2 separate regions of the Homo sapiens genome follow, and region 2 is linked to region 1. Evidence: chromatin loops called from intact Hi-C (ENCODE). Cell type or tissue: mammary epithelial cell. All regions are shown on one strand. Each heading gives the region's core, and the rest is flanking DNA. Links, peaks and the distances in the headings are about the cores only. Region 1 overlaps LOC105369844 (a long non-coding RNA gene). Region 2 overlaps LOC105369844 (a long non-coding RNA gene).

What was found. Hi-C counts contacts between places; a loop is a spot of excess contacts. Peaks named below come from ENCODE experiments on the same cell type or tissue, not always from the same donor. Only the 100,000 strongest peaks of a DNase experiment are listed, where the experiment ranks them.
Region 2: a loop joins it to region 1, with 9 times the contacts of the local background. A loop is called at or near these places in 1 of 110 quality-filtered maps.

Annotation. Positions count from the first base shown.
Region 1 is chr12:75,555,504-75,563,848 of GRCh38, forward strand. It overlaps LOC105369844 (a long non-coding RNA gene), which reads right to left. Exons shown (of 16, transcript XR_007063375.1): 12 at 7,716-7,897. Among named protein-coding and RNA genes, the nearest start is that of KRR1, 48 kb to the left of the region's middle. In mammary epithelial cell, for the core only: a CTCF peak has its summit at 4,875; a DNase peak (open chromatin) is centred at 4,878.
Region 2 is chr12:75,681,045-75,689,389 of GRCh38, forward strand. The region is part of intron 6 of LOC105369844 (a long non-coding RNA gene); the gene reads right to left. It also overlaps the pseudogene RPL10P13 and the pseudogene LOC124900321. Among named protein-coding and RNA genes, the nearest start is that of KRR1, 170 kb to the left of the region's middle. In mammary epithelial cell, for the core only: no CTCF peak of the experiment used is centred there; a DNase peak (open chromatin) is centred at 3,837; H3K27ac peaks cover 2,422 bases.

The sequences.
Region 1 (8,345 bases), core at 88-8,087:
TTTTGAGATGGAGGCTCACTCTGTCACCCAGGCTGGAGTGCAGTGGTGTGATCTTGGTTCACTGCAACCTCTGCCTCCCGGGTTCAAGTAATTCTCCTGCCTCAGCCTACTGAGTAGCTGGGATTACAGGCGCGTGACACCTCACCGGCTAATTTTTGTATTTTTAGTAGAGACGGGGTTTCACTATGTTGGTCAGGCTGGTCTCGAACTCCTGACCTCGTGATCCACCCGCCTCGGCCTCCCAAAGTCCTGGGATTACAGGCGTGAGCCACCGCACCCAGCCTAAATATTGTCTTATTTTTCTATGCAACTCTCAGGATTAGTATTTACCTTATAGTCATTGTTTAATAAATGATTATTGAATGGAACTTTTTAAAGCATGCTAACTTTGATAATAATTAAGATTATAGTCAGGCTTGTTGATAATTTTTACTGAAATAAGCAATCGAAGTAGTTGAAATAGCCAAAACAATTGTCCATGTAGAGTTTCAGACAATCTTTTGCCGGTGCCAGTTGCATTAGACCATTCATTCATTTATTCAATTATTCAGGCTTTTACAGGACATTGTGTACTTTGACAAGGCATTCATGCATTCAGTCACACATTAAGAAAATTAACAGATGTAAAAATGAACCAGTCTTATGTTTAAATAACACTGGATTTTCTATTTTGCTTTGTTTTGTTTTTGTAATCAATATAAACTACAGTCTAGATTAGCTAACTTAACACCCATTCCCAACCCTGTTCTTTGCTTGATTACCTTCACTATCGAGGCTATAAATACTATGTACTCACTTTCTTAGCCTCGCTTGCAGATGTGGGTAGTCATGTGGTACAGTCTTGTCAATGACACATAATTTGAAATACGTTAGAAATTGTTTTGTGAAAATTTTATTTTCCTCTTTAAATAAAGACTAGACACTCATTTCCCTTTCTCCCTGCTGTGAGTACAGACATAGTGCCAGGAGTTGTAGCAACCATCCTATAACCATGACAAACAACCATCATGCTATGCACTGCAAAGTATTAAGACAGAAAAAAACTAAATCCCCCATGACACAGTTGAGCTGCTGTATAAGCCTCCTGACTCTCTACATACAGACTTTATGCCAAGTGAAAAGGGAGAGCTCTATTTGTTTAAACCACGATTGGTCAAATTTTTTTCTTACTTGTAGCCAAATATATCCCTACCTAAGGCACATACAGTTTGGCAATACAGTGTGGAAATTACCTAAAAGGATGTGTGTGTTTTGGGGGAGGGGATTATTTTATTTAAACAACAACAGTGTAACATGAGTCTATAAGGGCAAAGATACTTGTTTTGTTTTGTTTTTATTCACTGTAATATCTCCACAACTTAGAGTAGTAACTGGCACATAGTAGGCATTCAATAAATATTTGCTGGCTGAGTTAATAGTATAAATGAGGAGCTGCCTCTTGAATTGTGTATCCTAGCTTCGCTTCTGCAAGGTGTATTTTAGCTGTATACCTTAAATGGCTTTCTGAAACCTAACAGCAACAAAAGTTTCATGCAGCCTCTGACCATAAGAAGAAGCTTCAGGCATCCTCAGAAGAAGTCAATAACTATAAGAGCTTCTAAATCTGGTGAAATCCTATTCCCGTTTTATTATAATATCATAAAAGTCAATTTAAGGGGATACCTGCAAAGGATCTGAAATCACAGCTATAGTGATGTTACATTTGACCTGGGTTCACCTGCTGCATGACTCCGTGTGCACAAATCCCTCATGCTATCTCTCCGACAGGATGTGATCTGGTAAGGAGGCTTTGGAAATGTAGTCATAACATTTGCAGTTTATTGCCTTCTCTCTGTATTCTTCATCAGAGAGATGACAGAGGTTCATGAGGCAGAGAAGTGTTACTTGTTGAACTTTGGGCTTTATGTATGTATACGCAGGTATTTTACTATCTTTCGCATCCAACAACTCTCACTAGATCAGAAGCAACAGATGACATTTGAGTGAATTCTATACTTAAATAATTCATCATGATGCATTATTTCTTCATCTATCTTCAAGAGATATTTTTTAAAGAAGGATCCTTCCTCTTGTTGATCCACTCTAACAAAAATATCTTGCTTTATTTTCAGCACGTAATAGGTCTTTGAGAAAATACTTGTTGTGTGCACAACTAAATTATAAGCTGTCAATGTAAAGAAAAATATGTTAATGTTAATTTAAATAACTAAGAATGAAGTTCATTATCGTGTCAACAATTCATTTGTCACCTTCTGAAAAAAATATTGTCAGAATCACTATTATTCCTCCTTATTAGAGATTTCTAATAAAAGGTCCATGATGATCCTTTAAAACTAGTCCTTTGCCTATCTTCATAACGACTTTTGCTTTATAGAAAACAATACTAGTTATGTGATTCAAAGTGGATTTTTCTTCTAGAATAGTCCTGCCTATAATGTCCAAGGAAGAGCAATTACTCTTTCGAGAACCATCTGAACTAGTCCAACAATTTGCTTGAGGAAAGCTTGAAGTATTAACCTGTTCTCACTTTGTTTTTTAAAAATAAAAACACATGTGGTAGTAAGAATTCAGTTTCCATGAATGTGCTGCATGCTGGTCAGAAGACATGAAGTCCTTAGATTTTTTTATAAGAATTAATACGCATTATGAAGGCCTTTTAGTTCTCCATTTACCTTGGGAGCTCACTAGCTCTAATAAGTGCAATAGTAAACTTTGACATTTCTCTAAATTGTGCCAGGATGTTAGCTATGAGAAACATGTTTGGAGGTTATTTGCCTCATTTTTCTCCTTCCTTTTGCTTTCCACTCAGTTTTCCCCACCTTGCACACAGGTCTGTTTACCTAACTTCGGAGAATTTGTGCTTGGTTTGCTTCAGCAAAGAAGTAGTTGGATTCCTCTATTGATTTTTGACCCCCATTCTAACCTCAACCATCACCCTTCTCTAGCCCAAGGGAGACCTGAGCTTTGTTTTTAAGGGAAAGGGCAATGAAAAGTCAACGCACAGGTCAGGGACAGGCAGTAATGAAACACTGGGATCAGGTGGCAGCAGCTTCAGCTCCTTTCACAGGACACTGAGCAAGAATGAAGACTCAAGGACACCATTCAGAGAAAAGCAGATGGTTTGTATCAAGCGCTTGGTTATGCTCAATCTCCTATCAGCCATTGTTGTCTTGCAGAAACATTTCCAGCTACGCAACTGGCCTGTTTTATGGAGGGACAGAGCAGTTTATGGTAGAGATGCTCTGTAAACTATTTTTATAACCTTGAAGGACATTAGATATAATCTATGAAGCAATGAAAGGTATGAGTGTTTTGGAGATTATCCCCCAACATTAGCTTCCCAGGAGTACCCCTTTTACAAGTCTGTGGTTTATGCTCCTTTGGGCATGGATGTCGGATCACTATTTTGGGAACTGACAACAATAACAGCCAGCTTGACTGTGTTCATACTCTCGAGTGTATATAAGCATCCACAAAATTTGGCTTCTTAATGTGAAATGACACCTGATATGAAACTGTCCCCTAAGAAGGTGTCAAACACAAAAATTCAACGGAAGCTAGGAAGCATGCGTCCAGCTGAATGTGCACACTGAGAAAAGGCTTTTTCAAATGTAGTAAAAGGAACTAATACAACTGAACTCTGTAATGAATTTAAATCTAATACAAGTGAACTCTGTAATGAATTTAAATAGTCTACCGTATGTTTTATTAGAAGAATGTCATTTGGGGCTTGGTTGGTGGATAGAAAGTTTTCTAGAGGCCGTGTCAAAAAAAAATACAAAAATATATAAAAGAATTTCTGATGTTTATTTAGTGTTTGTGAAGGTCCAGATACTATGTTAAATATTTTTCAAGCCTCATAGGTTCATAATTAAATTCTTTAAGGAAAGAAAGCACTATTATGATCTCCATTTTACTGTAAAGGAAATTGAAGTTTAGAAAGGCCAACTAACAAATGAATGCTTAACCCAGGTCTATCTGAATCTAGTGCCCTAAAATCTTAACTGATAGGCATTGTTGAATATTTACCTATGATTTCAAAGCCAGGCATTATACTAAATGAAACTAAGAGATAATAACCTGGAAAATGTGAATAGTCAGAACTATTCCATTAAACAGCCAGTCAGAGTTGAGTTATACAAGGATTCAAAGAAATGTATATGTGTGCTTCACACAGAAATTAATTTCGGAATGGCCAGTTTGTCAAAAATGATAGCTTTTTTTTTTTTTTTTAAACAAGAGTCTTGCTCTGTGGCCCAGGCTGGAGTGCAGTGGCATGATCTCAGCTCACTGCAACCTCTGCCTCCCGGGTTCAAGCAATTATCCTGCCTCAGCCTCCCAAGTAGCTGGGATTACAGGTGCCTGCCACCACACCAGGCTAATTTTTTTGTATTTTTAGTAGAGACAGGGTTTCACCATGTTGGACAGGCTGGTCTCCAACTCCTGACCTCAGGTGATCCGCCCACCTTGGCCTCCCAAAGTTCTGGGATTACAGGCGTGAGCTACCGTGCTGAGCCAGCACTCTTTTTGAAATACTAATTTTTAAAAATAGATGAACTGTGCCTTTTTTCTTCTTTTTTTGCATTTTATCACAAGCTCATGGATCTATGCTATACTACAAGCCCATTTCTTTCATCTATTCAGTGGTTTCTGATGACCTAACACTGTTAGGTAAAGGTGCATGTGTTGCCAGTAATTTTCTCACCAAGAATTACTTTAACTTATGTGGTTAAAGGTGTCAATACCTTCCCAGGAAAAGCACTGAGTGGGTTAGTGGAAGGCACACACTTATCAAGCAGCAGTTCTTGAGCAGCAATGCTTGTTGTAAAAGTGCTAATATTTATTTTCCACACTAGAGGACAGTGCTTGAAAGAGTAACAGTCCTTACCTCAAAGGTTAGGCAGCACCAAGACTGGAACAATCAGACCATTATTAGCTTCCCTAACCCACGTGCAGAGCACATAAAGATTTTATTTCTTTGGGAGAAAAAAAGAGAAATAAATATGTTTGCTCTAACATGCGGCAGTAATCAATGATGATGCTGTATTAACTTCCTGGGCACAGAGAAAGAGAAATGCCAGTAAAATTTACTAATTAGAATTGCCAAAGAATGAATGAAAGAAGACATCTTTATAAATGCACATGAAATCCTTTCACAATAAGCTCTTAAAGAAAGAATTTTTGTTGAAGCTGTGACTAAATGCTCAGAAAAATAATCTGATGTTTTGGGTTGATTATCATTAGAATTCAGTGATGAAAAACTTATTTACGTAAACATCTTGTTTTCTCTCATCAGTATAATAGTCATACATGCTGTAGGGTACAAAATACAAGGCCCAAAACATATATGTAATGTTATTTGATGGTTAAGTTTTGCCCTTGGAAGCAGGAGATGGGTGTTGGAGAGGGAGTGGTTAGTGGTGTTTGAAGATGGATTTCAATACTATAGAAACCCCTTTTGGTTTTACCTGCATGAATCTTCAAGCAAGAGTATCACTAACTACATAGACTGTCAAAAGGGAGGCATTGTTTCCTTAAGCCATAATTAAAGACAGTCCCTCGCCTTGACGTTTGCTTGAACAAGGACCATTGGGACCCTGAGGGATTAACTCAGCATTCATACTTTTCAAAAGGGGCTGGTGGGAGTAAGAAAGAGGAGGAATATGAGAGACTAATGAAAGATTTCATTGAAGGGCACCAAATCCAAGACTTCTCATTGTTCCTGGAGCCAGCCCAGGTGATTCACCAATCAGCCAGTGGAAGGGGCTCTGTTTTACTGAACTGAGGTGGGTGTAGTAACCTCTACTTTCCCATTCTCAACATCTGACCCTTTTCTACTTCACTGTTACCCTCATCTTCTGTTTATATTGATTGCCTACAGTGTCACAGAATTGAAAAATACTGGGGAGCCCAGCACACTCCTGGGTACTACAGCAGATTACACCAATTTTAAATCTTCTCCCTGCCCTGAAGGATATATGGATACACTCGGTAATAGAAAAGCTTACCGTCTAGTGGAGAAGATGCCCCGATACCCAATCAACCATCCCCTCTCCTAGCGTGAGAACAGCCCTATCTGAGCAGTACTAGGTATTCACTCCTATTCATTTTCTACCCCTGACTTGAGGACACAGTCCTGGGGACAGTGACCCCAAGATTTCTCTCTTTCTTTCCTTCCTTCCTTCCTTCCTTCCCTCCCTCTCTCTCTCCGTCGCTCCCTCTCTCTCTTTCTTTTCTTTGAGTCTTGCTCTGTTGTCCAGGCTGGAATGCAGTGGCGCTATCTCAGCTCACTGCAAACTCCGCCTCCCAGGTTCACTCCATTCTCTGGGACTACAGGCGCCCGCCACCATGCCAGGCTAATTTTTTTTGTATTTTTAGTAGAGACGGGGTTTCATTATGTTGGCCAGACTGGTCTCAAACTCCTGACCTCGTGATTCACCCACCTCGGCCTCCCAAAGTGCCGTGACCCCAAGATTTCTAACAAAAATCACCACAGTCTGGAATATCGAGAATTTTGTTCAGCCCTCTGTAGCTATGTGACCCTGTACAGCCCTGCCCAAGACAACTAACTACTCTGTACAACACAGTTTCCTCTTTGCAGAATGAAATTACAGATGTAACCACATCACGGGATTAGTGTGTGAGTGGAAAGGAAATAAGGGTGGGAACGACCCTGATGCCCATCACAGAGCTCTTTCTGTTGTGGATCCTTCATGAGCTCATAAAAGTCACTAATTTCAAAAGAACAGGCTTTATTCAGCCTTCATTTGGGATGTACAAAATTTTGGCCCCGGATGGAGACCTGATTATTTACATTCCAAAGGATCTTCAACTTTAAAACCTTAACATAGCATTTTTTTTAAAATGAATTAGCTGGAGTTGTAGAATACTAGATCTGGTTTAGATTTTAGAGCTGTTTTAGGTAGTCTCCTGGTGATCCACCTCCATATATAAATAAGGAAATAGCAATTGGGATGTTTTCCTTGGGCTAAGAGCAATTTTTTGGAAGAGCTAGTCTTAAAACCAAATCTTCTGATTCTCAGCCCTGTTGGTTGGTCAGCTAATAACTGTAAACACGAGATTAGAATCAGACATATATAATGATAAAGTGGCCTAAAACCATCACATTATTCAATGAGATTTGCTTATTAAAGAAATCTACATTGCATACCCATTCAGAAATATATTTATAAGAAATACTGAAGTACAAACAGCAAGAGGAACCAAAAATGTGTGCACAAATGCAACCAACATCAATATGCCATCACCAGCCATCCAGGTTATTTCTAGTCTTATCAAAATCAACATAGCAATAAAATGTCTCCTTGTCCTTTCAACCTCCTTATTAAAATGCATTAAATTTGTTTTTTTCATACATAGAAAGATAAGGTTATTAATTACAGGAACTGCTTATCAGCAAAATGTAAAATAGCAGGAAAGTCATTTGATGGTTTAGCTAAGAAGAAAAAGGAATAATGGGAAGAAAGAAATTCAGATGAAAGAAGTTGAAGGAAATGAATATTAAATTCATATTCATAAATGATTTAATTTTTTAAATTGAAACATTTCCTAGAAAGAAATCACATATTTTAAAAGAAAGTCGATTATGAAGTATACAAGTATATATATATGTATGTAAATTGCCATTTAAAATTAAAAGAATAAACTGTTGTATATTTTACTAGACCTTTTACAAATAAAAAGGATCACCTCACCTCCAGAATGGTCCTGGCAGGATTGCAGGTAGCTGGGGTCAGCAGAGGTGTGAGGGAGAGGTGATCTCGGCATCTACTCCAAACGCCTCGCTTTGATTCCTATATAACCTTGTTGATAACTGGAGTTTTGGGGAATCTTAGGTTTTAAGAACTTCATTTCACAGGTACTTAAAATTAATATCCTGCAAATAGAAGGTAGAGGATTACCTTCTCTTCAGAAAGCAGAAAAATGGAGCAGTCAATTCTATCAACATAGCCTGTATTTGGAGCACGGCTTTTAAACAGACAGCCAGGTCTCTGCTGTTGTGTTGTCTTGCCTGTCAATCAAAGTGTTTGGGAAATGGATTCTCAACGTTATGTGTCAGTCAATAACCTCAGTCTTGAAACAGAAGACCATAACAAGACTGGATTTATTTGCATTTAATTTCAATGAATTTACATGTCATGGTCACAAGTTTTAATTTCCTTCACAAAATAAATTAGTGAAAGTCACTTGTACAGTATTGATAGGAACAAAGATTTTCAGCCTAATTTATCTGAAATATACATATAAATTTAGTAAATTTAAACACAACCCCTAATTTAGAGGAACAGATAGACACTAGGTATTTGGGAGCCATTATTCTTTTT
Region 2 (8,345 bases), core at 295-8,294, 130 kb after region 1:
ATAACACCACACATCTACAACCATCTGATCTTTGACAAACCTGACAAAAACAAGCAATGGGGAAAAGATTCCCTATTTAATAAATGGTGTTGGGAAAACTGACTAGCCATATGAAGAAAACTGAAACCAAACCCCTTCCTCACACCTTATACAAAAATTAACTCAAGATGGATTAAAGACATAAACGTAAGACCTAAAACCATAAAAGCCCTAGAAGAAAACCTAGGCAATACCATTCAGGATATAGGCATGGGCAAAGACTTCATGACTAAAACACCAAAAGCAACGACAACAGAAGTCATAATTTACAAATGGGATCTAATTAAACTAAAGAGCTTCTGCACAGCAAAAGAAACTATCATCAGAGTGAGCAGGCAACCTACAGAATATGAGAAAATTTTTGCAATCTTTCCATCTGACAAAGGGCTAATATCTAGAATCTACAAAGAACTTAAACAAATTTACAAGAAAAAAACAAACAACCCCATCAAAAACTGGGCGAAGGATATGAGCAGACACTTCTCAAAAGAAGACATTTATGCGGCCAACAAACGTATGAAAAAAACCTCATCATCACTGGTCATTAGATAAATGCAAATCAAAACCACAATGAGATAACATCTCATGCCAGTTAGAATGGTGATCATTAAAAAGTCAGGAAATAGCAGATGCTGGAGAGGATGTGGAGAAATAGGAATGCTTTTACACTGTTGGTGGGAGTGTAAATTAGTTCAACCATTGTGGAAGACAGTGTGGCAATTCCTCAAGGATCTAGAACCAGAAATACCATTTGATGCAGCAATCCCATTACTGGGTACATACCCAAAGGATTATAAACCGTTCTACTGTAAAGAAACATGCACATATATGTTTATTGCAGCATGGTTCACAATAGCAAAGACTTGGAACCAACCCAAATGCCCATCAATGATAGACTGCATAAAGAAAACATGGCACATATACACCATGGAATACTATGCAGCCATAAAAAAGGATGAGTTCATGTCCTTTGCAGGGACATGGATGAAGCTGGAAACCAACATTCTCAGCAGACTAACACAGGAACAGAAAACCAAACACCACATGTTCTCACTCATAAGTGGGAGTTGAACAATGAGAACACATGGACACAGGGAGAGGAACATCACACACTGGGGCCTGTCTGGGGGTTGGGGGCTAGGGGAGGGATAGCATCAGGATAAATACCTAATGTAGATGACGGGTGATGGGTTCAGCAAACCACCATGGCACGTGTATGCCTATCTAACAAACCTGCACGTTCTGCACATGTACCCCAGAACTTAAAATATAATAATAAAAAAAAAGTGTGGTCCCAGCTGCTCAGGAGGCTGAGGCAGGAGAATGGTGTGAACCCAGGAGGCAGAGCTTGCAGTGAGCTGAGATCACACCACTGCACTCCAGCCTGGGCGACAGAGCGAGACGCCATTTCAAAAAAAAAAAAGGAAAGAAAATTCTGTGTGTTCTAATAAAGTTGTAAATTATGTTTACATAGGAGGCAAAGTTTGCTGATCAATCCTATGGAAATTAGTCCAATTTAAGACACCACTGACATAACTCAACCTCTATAAAGTACTAAGTAAATTCTCTTAGAATTAGAAATATATCTAAAAGCATTCTTTCTTGTAAATATTATTTTGCAAGACAAATATGACTTTAACAGATTAATTATAAGAGGCAATGCCTAAATCTTTTTTTTTTCCAAAACATTTTTTCACACTTTTGCCAGGAATTCATTTTCTCCCTTTTCTATTTATCCGAGTACCACTTATCCAAGGCCCTATGCAAGCCTCTTTACCATGAAGCCTTCCCAGATTGTCTCAGCCTCTTTTAAGTTTACACCATAGTCCTGCCTGCACTACTCTATGCTACACAGTTCTTACCATAGGATTCCTAAGTATTCTTTATCCTTGTGTATATTTCTGTTTAACTATGTTGGCTTATCCCTGTTCTAGCACAGTGACTTGCATTAAAAGGCCATGGTAAATGCTAATTACTTGATTGAGAAAAGTTGGAAAATCCATAGATGGGAGAACTGGCCAGACCAGGGAGAATTTCTATCCCAGGTATTCTTTGCTATGTAACAAATTACCCAAAAGCTTAGTGGCTTCAAACAAGAATTTATTATGTTCAAGGATTTATTGGGAATTGGAAAGGAGACATTAGGGCTGGCTTCTCTCTGCCATGAGGTCTGGGGTCTCAGATGAGAAGACTAATCATCAATGGCTGGAGCTGGAATTATCTGAAGACTTACTCATATCTGGTGTTTGAGAGGAAAAGGCTCAAAGGTTAAGACTGCCAAGCGGAGCACCCATCTGTGGCTTCTCTGTGTGGGTTGGCTTCTTCATAACATGGCAGCCCCAGGGGAATCAGACAGGACTCCCAGAAGGAGTATTTCAGTGCAACAAATGAAAGCATTTTTGGACCTGGCCTCTGAAGTCGCATAGTGTCACTTCTACCATACTCTATTGGTTGAAGTAGTCACAAGCCTACCCAGTTTCAAAGGGGAGAAAACATAAACCCCACCTCCTCATGGAAGGAGTGGCAAGGTCACATTATCACATAGCATGTGGGATAGGAACTATTGTAGCAGCCATCTTTGGAAAGTACAACCTGCAATGTTTAAATTCTTTGGAAAATGCAATTTCTAACCCAAGTCTAGGCTTTAACAGACTACAGTTTTGGACATGTTCAGTCTGTGACCAAATGTTCTGGAACTACATGGAGTCCACAGCCAGAATATCTTGTTAATAACAATAGCAATAATAGACATCATTTGTTAACACACACTAGTGAATACTTACCAATGTCTTACAAGCATTTCCTAATTCCTCAAATTGATGCTATGATAAAGGGCTAATCATTATTCCATTTCACTAACGAGAAAATTGTGGCACAAAATTGTCAAGTGAGTTGGGCAAGATCAGTGGAAGCAAGATTTGATATCAGCCATGTCTGTCTGACTCTGGAGTCTAGCTTTTTAATCCTGAAGCTGTACTGACTCTATATATGACATTGTCAGAGGCATGTGAACCAGAGCAACTCCATCTGGAATAGGAGCTGTGTAAAATAAGGCTGAGGCCTACTGGGCTGCGTTCCCAGAAGGTTAAGGCATTCTAAGTCATAGGATGAGTTAGGAGGTCAGCACAAGATATAGGTCATAAAGACGTTGCTGATAAAACAGTTTGCAGTAAAGAAGCCAGCCAAAACCCACCAAAACCAAGATGGCCACGAGAGTGACCTCTGGTTGTCCTCACTGCTACACTCCCACCAGTGCCATGACAGCTTACAAATGCCATGGCAATGACAGGAAGTTACCCTATATGGTCTAAAAAGGGGAGGCATGAATAATCCACCCCTTGTTTATCATATCATCCAGAAATAACCATAAAAATGGGCACCCAGCAGCCCTCGGGGCTGTTCTGTCTATGGAGTAGCCATTCTTTTATTCCTCTACTTTCTTAATAAACTTGCTTTCACTTTACTCTATGGGCTCTCCCTGAATTCTTTCTTATGCAACATCCAAGAACCCTCTCTGGCGGTCTGAATCAGGACCCCTTTCCTGTTACAACATTGTTCATCTTAAAGGCTTCAGAGCCCTTCGTTCTTACAGCTCTTTGTAAATAACTAGGTCTATGTGGGGAATGTCACTTTTATCACTGATTCCTCCTGTAGCATGTTATATTGTTTCTGGTTATGTTTCAGCATGCACAAGCCCTTCTGGAAACTTTGAAAAATTATGTTTCATTCTGTTCCTCTAACCACAACTTGGTCATAAATGCTTCTGGAATTTGTTTTCATCAGCTCAGGGCATCATTTCTTCCTTTGCTCTTGCCTGCCACAGCAATGTCAAAGCGGCAAGCAAAAACACATCCACTGATAATTCTTTTTATCTTCTAACAGCAACTTTTGTTTCTATGTCTGAATCATCCTTTAGGGCTCATACCCTGTTCTGGAGTGAATGTATTACATCATGTATTTGGAAGGGGTTTTGTTGAGTGCCTGAGTGATGGTTTTCTCCAACTTATGGGGCAGAAGGTTCTTGTCGCTTACTGCCCGAATTTTTCCAATCTAATTAAACACAAATTAGTGAAACCTGAGATACCCTGAGGACTCATTAAAGAGAAACTGCCAAACCTCTGAAAAACAGAATTTCCACATAGATTTCCCTACAGCTATGTTTGTCAATTTGTAGAAAGCTAAGAATACTCCAAGTAGTGATTAACGGTCTGAATGAAATTGCACACACGCACAAAAGAGCCCATTTAATAAACCAACAATGGAAGGTACAACTGTGGATCAACTGCTCCACATTTCTCTCCTTGGAGGTTCAAATGCAGCAATGAAACTAAGCTGGTACTTGAATGAAGTGATTTTCCTCCCTGAAAAGGAATCATGTTTCATCCCTACTTTCTAAATTCTTTTTTGTTTTGCCAGACATCTATTCCTTGTATTACATAAGAATAGAAAGCCACAAATTGTCTAGGCACAGGTGGTCTAGCTTTGAAAGATGCTAATATCCACCATTCAACTAGAATCTCCCAGACTGTTTAATTGGAATTTTGTTTTGTTCTGTTTTGTTTATTTGTGTGTTTAGCATTAGCAGGGGGAACAGAAAACTGTCTCTCCTTTAGGCTGAGCACTTGGGAATAGACTTCCAAACATCAACTTAAAAGCCAAGAAAGAAAAAAAAATACTCGGGTAACATAACAGCTGCTGAGCTCTACAGAACACAATTACTAAAAACATCTTGTATAGCTGTGAAGGGACACTCAAAGAGCTTTTAGCTAGTATAGATTCCTGGGTAGATTTTAAACTTTCTAAGACAATGCATAGATATATCAATGGAGAACATGCACATCTGGAAAAAATCACAAAATAACTGGGATAGAAAAAGAAGGGAGACAAATTCCCTACAACAGCCACTGAACTACAGCAACCCATGAAACGCAAGGATGGATTAAATGGCAACAAATTCTTTAAGAAATTTAATAGGATTATGTACAGAATATAGTACTCATTTCATTTCCTAGAATGATAAAGGCTGTCATCACTGGTCATTAGAGAAATGCAAATCAAAACCATAATGAGATACCATCTCACACCAGTTAGAATGGTGATCATTAAAAAGTCAGGAAACAACAGATGCTGGAGAGGGTGTGGAAAAATAGGAATGCTTTTACACTGTTGGTAGGAGTGTAAATTAGTTCAACCATTGTGGAAGACAGTGTGGCAATTCCCCAAGGATCTAGAACCAGAAATACCATTTGACCCAGCAATCCCATTACTGGGCACATACCCAAAGGATTATAAATCATTGTACTGTAAAGACACATGCACATGTGTTTATTGCAGCACTGTTCACAATAGCAAAGACTTGGAACCAGCGCAAATGCCTATCAATGATAGACTGCATAAACAAAATGTGGAACATATATACCATGGAATACTATGCATCATAAAAAAGGATGAGTTCATGTCCTTTGCAGGGACATGGATGAAGCTGGAAACCATCATTCTCAGCAAACTAACACAAGAACAGAAAACCAAACACTGCATGTTCTCACTCATAAGCGGAAGTTGAACAATGAGAACACATGGACACAGGGAGGGGAACATCACACACCAGGGCCTGTCATGGGGTGGGGAGCTAGGGGAGGGATAGCATTAAGAGAAATACCTAATGTAGGTGACGGGTTGATGGGTGCATCAAACCACCATGGCATGTGTATGCCTATCTAACAAACCTGCACGTACTGCACATGTATCCCAAAACTTAAAGTATAATAATAATAATTTTAAAAGATAAAGTCTAAAAGGAATCTCAAAACAACATTCTGTGTAACCTTCTTATCTTATGTTTTATTTTGTTTGATAAGAAGACAATAGAGAAAAAGTAGATAATTATCAGTATGAATGGGACTAGCTACTGGCAACCTAGCTTCTGGGCCGTTACCCTTCCTATCACACTTCTTGGTACCTATGTTTTACAGAGTAGCTTACAGTATTGTTATATGAGTCATTTCATTATATCTTCACATGTGAGATATCAGAAAAGGCATCAGTTCATTTTGAAGATGATGCATTTACTTAAATGCAATGAAACATAGAAAGTTTAATGTCCTAATGCTAGTTACACAGATAATGATACAAACAAGACCAAACCCCAGGCCTCTAGGTTTCAATATATATGTATATTATCTACTCTGGAGTTTAAGTGATTATATTCACTGAATGTTACCATTTACAAATGTCAGGTTCTATACAGTGATACCTTGAATAATGTCCTTTTATAACAAATTCCTTTGTGAAAAAAAAAAAGCCCATGATATTAATAGAAAAGAAAACAGAAGCAACAGGCACATAGCAGTAATATTTCATTGGTGGAAAAATTTAAAACTAACCAATCAGCAAACACTTTTCTCAGTGTTTTGTTTTTGGTTTTTTCCCTATTTTAAGAAAAATATAGCTGGTCAAAGGTAAGAAAAAGTTTATTTGCTTTATTTTTAGCCACTACATTTTTTCCCAACTATTCCATTCACCACCTTCTCTTGTCAGAAAAGGAAAACCTTCTTTCATTCATCTGTCTGGCCATTCATCAGGTTCTTATTGAGCACCTAATCCCAAGCTAGAACTATGCTAGCTGCGGGGATACAATGGTAAACAAGAAAGACCAAGAAACCCCCAATCTAGCAGAAGACGTAGACAACTGAAATGGCTTTTGCAATACAGTGCTCTAAGGGCTGTGATGAGAACAGCATGCTTTGACCGCCACTAACTCCCATTGGGGAGGCCAGCGGGAAACCTCCTGGAGAAAATTACTCTAAGCTGAAACCTAAAACAGGGCAGAGTAGGGAATGAGGAAGAGTTTTTAAGGGAGCAACTGATGTAAAGGAGTAAAAACAAAGGGTTTCCTGTTCAAAGAACTGAAAGAAGTTGGTGAAAGAGGGGACAGAGGAAAAAGATGGGATTGGATTAGGAGACCAGGGCCGTATCTCACTGAGTGTTGTCAGCCATACCAAGGGCTTGAACTCAATCTTAAGGGTAACTGGAGTAAAGTTAAAGGGTTCATTAGGGAAAACATGAATAAATATCATTCTCCAATAAAATCTCTTTCACCTGGTTTCCAGTAACAACCTCCTAACTGGTTCCCTAACTGGCATGAATGATTTTATTGGAGAATGATATTTATTCATGTTTGTTTTTGGGGTTGTTGTCATTGTTGTTGTTGTTTTTGAGGTGGAGTCTCACTCTGTTGCCCAGGCTGGAGTGTAGTGGCATGATCTTGGCTCACTGCATCTCCGTCTCCCAGGTTCAAGCAATTCTCCTGCCTCAGCCTCCTGAGTAGCTGGGATTACAGGCATGCACCACCACGTCCGGCTAATTTTTGTATTTTTAGTAGAGACGGGGTTTCACCATATTGGCCAGGATGGTCTGGATCTCTTGACCTTGTGATCCGCCTACCTCAGCCTCCCAAAGTGCTAGGATTACAGGCATGAGCCACCGTGCCCGGCTCTACACATTTTCTTTTCTTTTCTTTTTTTTAATATAATAATAATGTTTATGCGAGGGAATCAGGATAAAACTAAAATAACAGACTAAACGTACATAAGAGAGAGGGGTAATTGAAGTTAAAGCATTCTTTTTCTTTTTTTTTTTTTTTAGGTGGACAGGAAGTAGAATTTATTGGTGAGTATTAAGAGGGGGAAGCACAGTGAAAGCCCTCATGAGTGCAGGGCCCACCACTTCTCTAGAGGGCCACAACTGGGAAGGTACTTGACCCCACAGCCATCTGGGATGAGCCGCTTCTCAGCCACCATGTCTTCAAATTCATTGGCATTGAACTTGGTGAAGCCCCACTTCTTTGAGATGTGGATCTTCTGGCAGCCAGGAAACTTGAACTTGGCCCTGCCCAGGGCCTCAATCACGTGCTCCTTGTTCTGCAGCTTGGTGCGGATGGAGATGATAACTTGGCCAACTGGCCACAGTGCCCCGGGGCTTTCCAAAGGCACCTCGCATGCCTGTTTGGAGCCTACACTGGGGTAGTGCAAGGTCAAAAACATGTACATCCATCTGAAAGGACTGTCTCCAAGGCCCTTTAGAGCAACCCGTACAACAAACAGGCTGCATACACTACCAAGGAAGCTGCTGTTTGCAGCCATTGCACACTGGGACACATTTTCTTAACACAAGTTTGAATTCCCCAGGACTCATTATTTTGACCTCGGCTTTCTGAAATGGAAGTTTGACGTAGATATACATTCTTTTCCTTAACAAAGGAGTTACAGATCATGAGTTGGTTAGTGCAATATACTTAAAATTGCTCC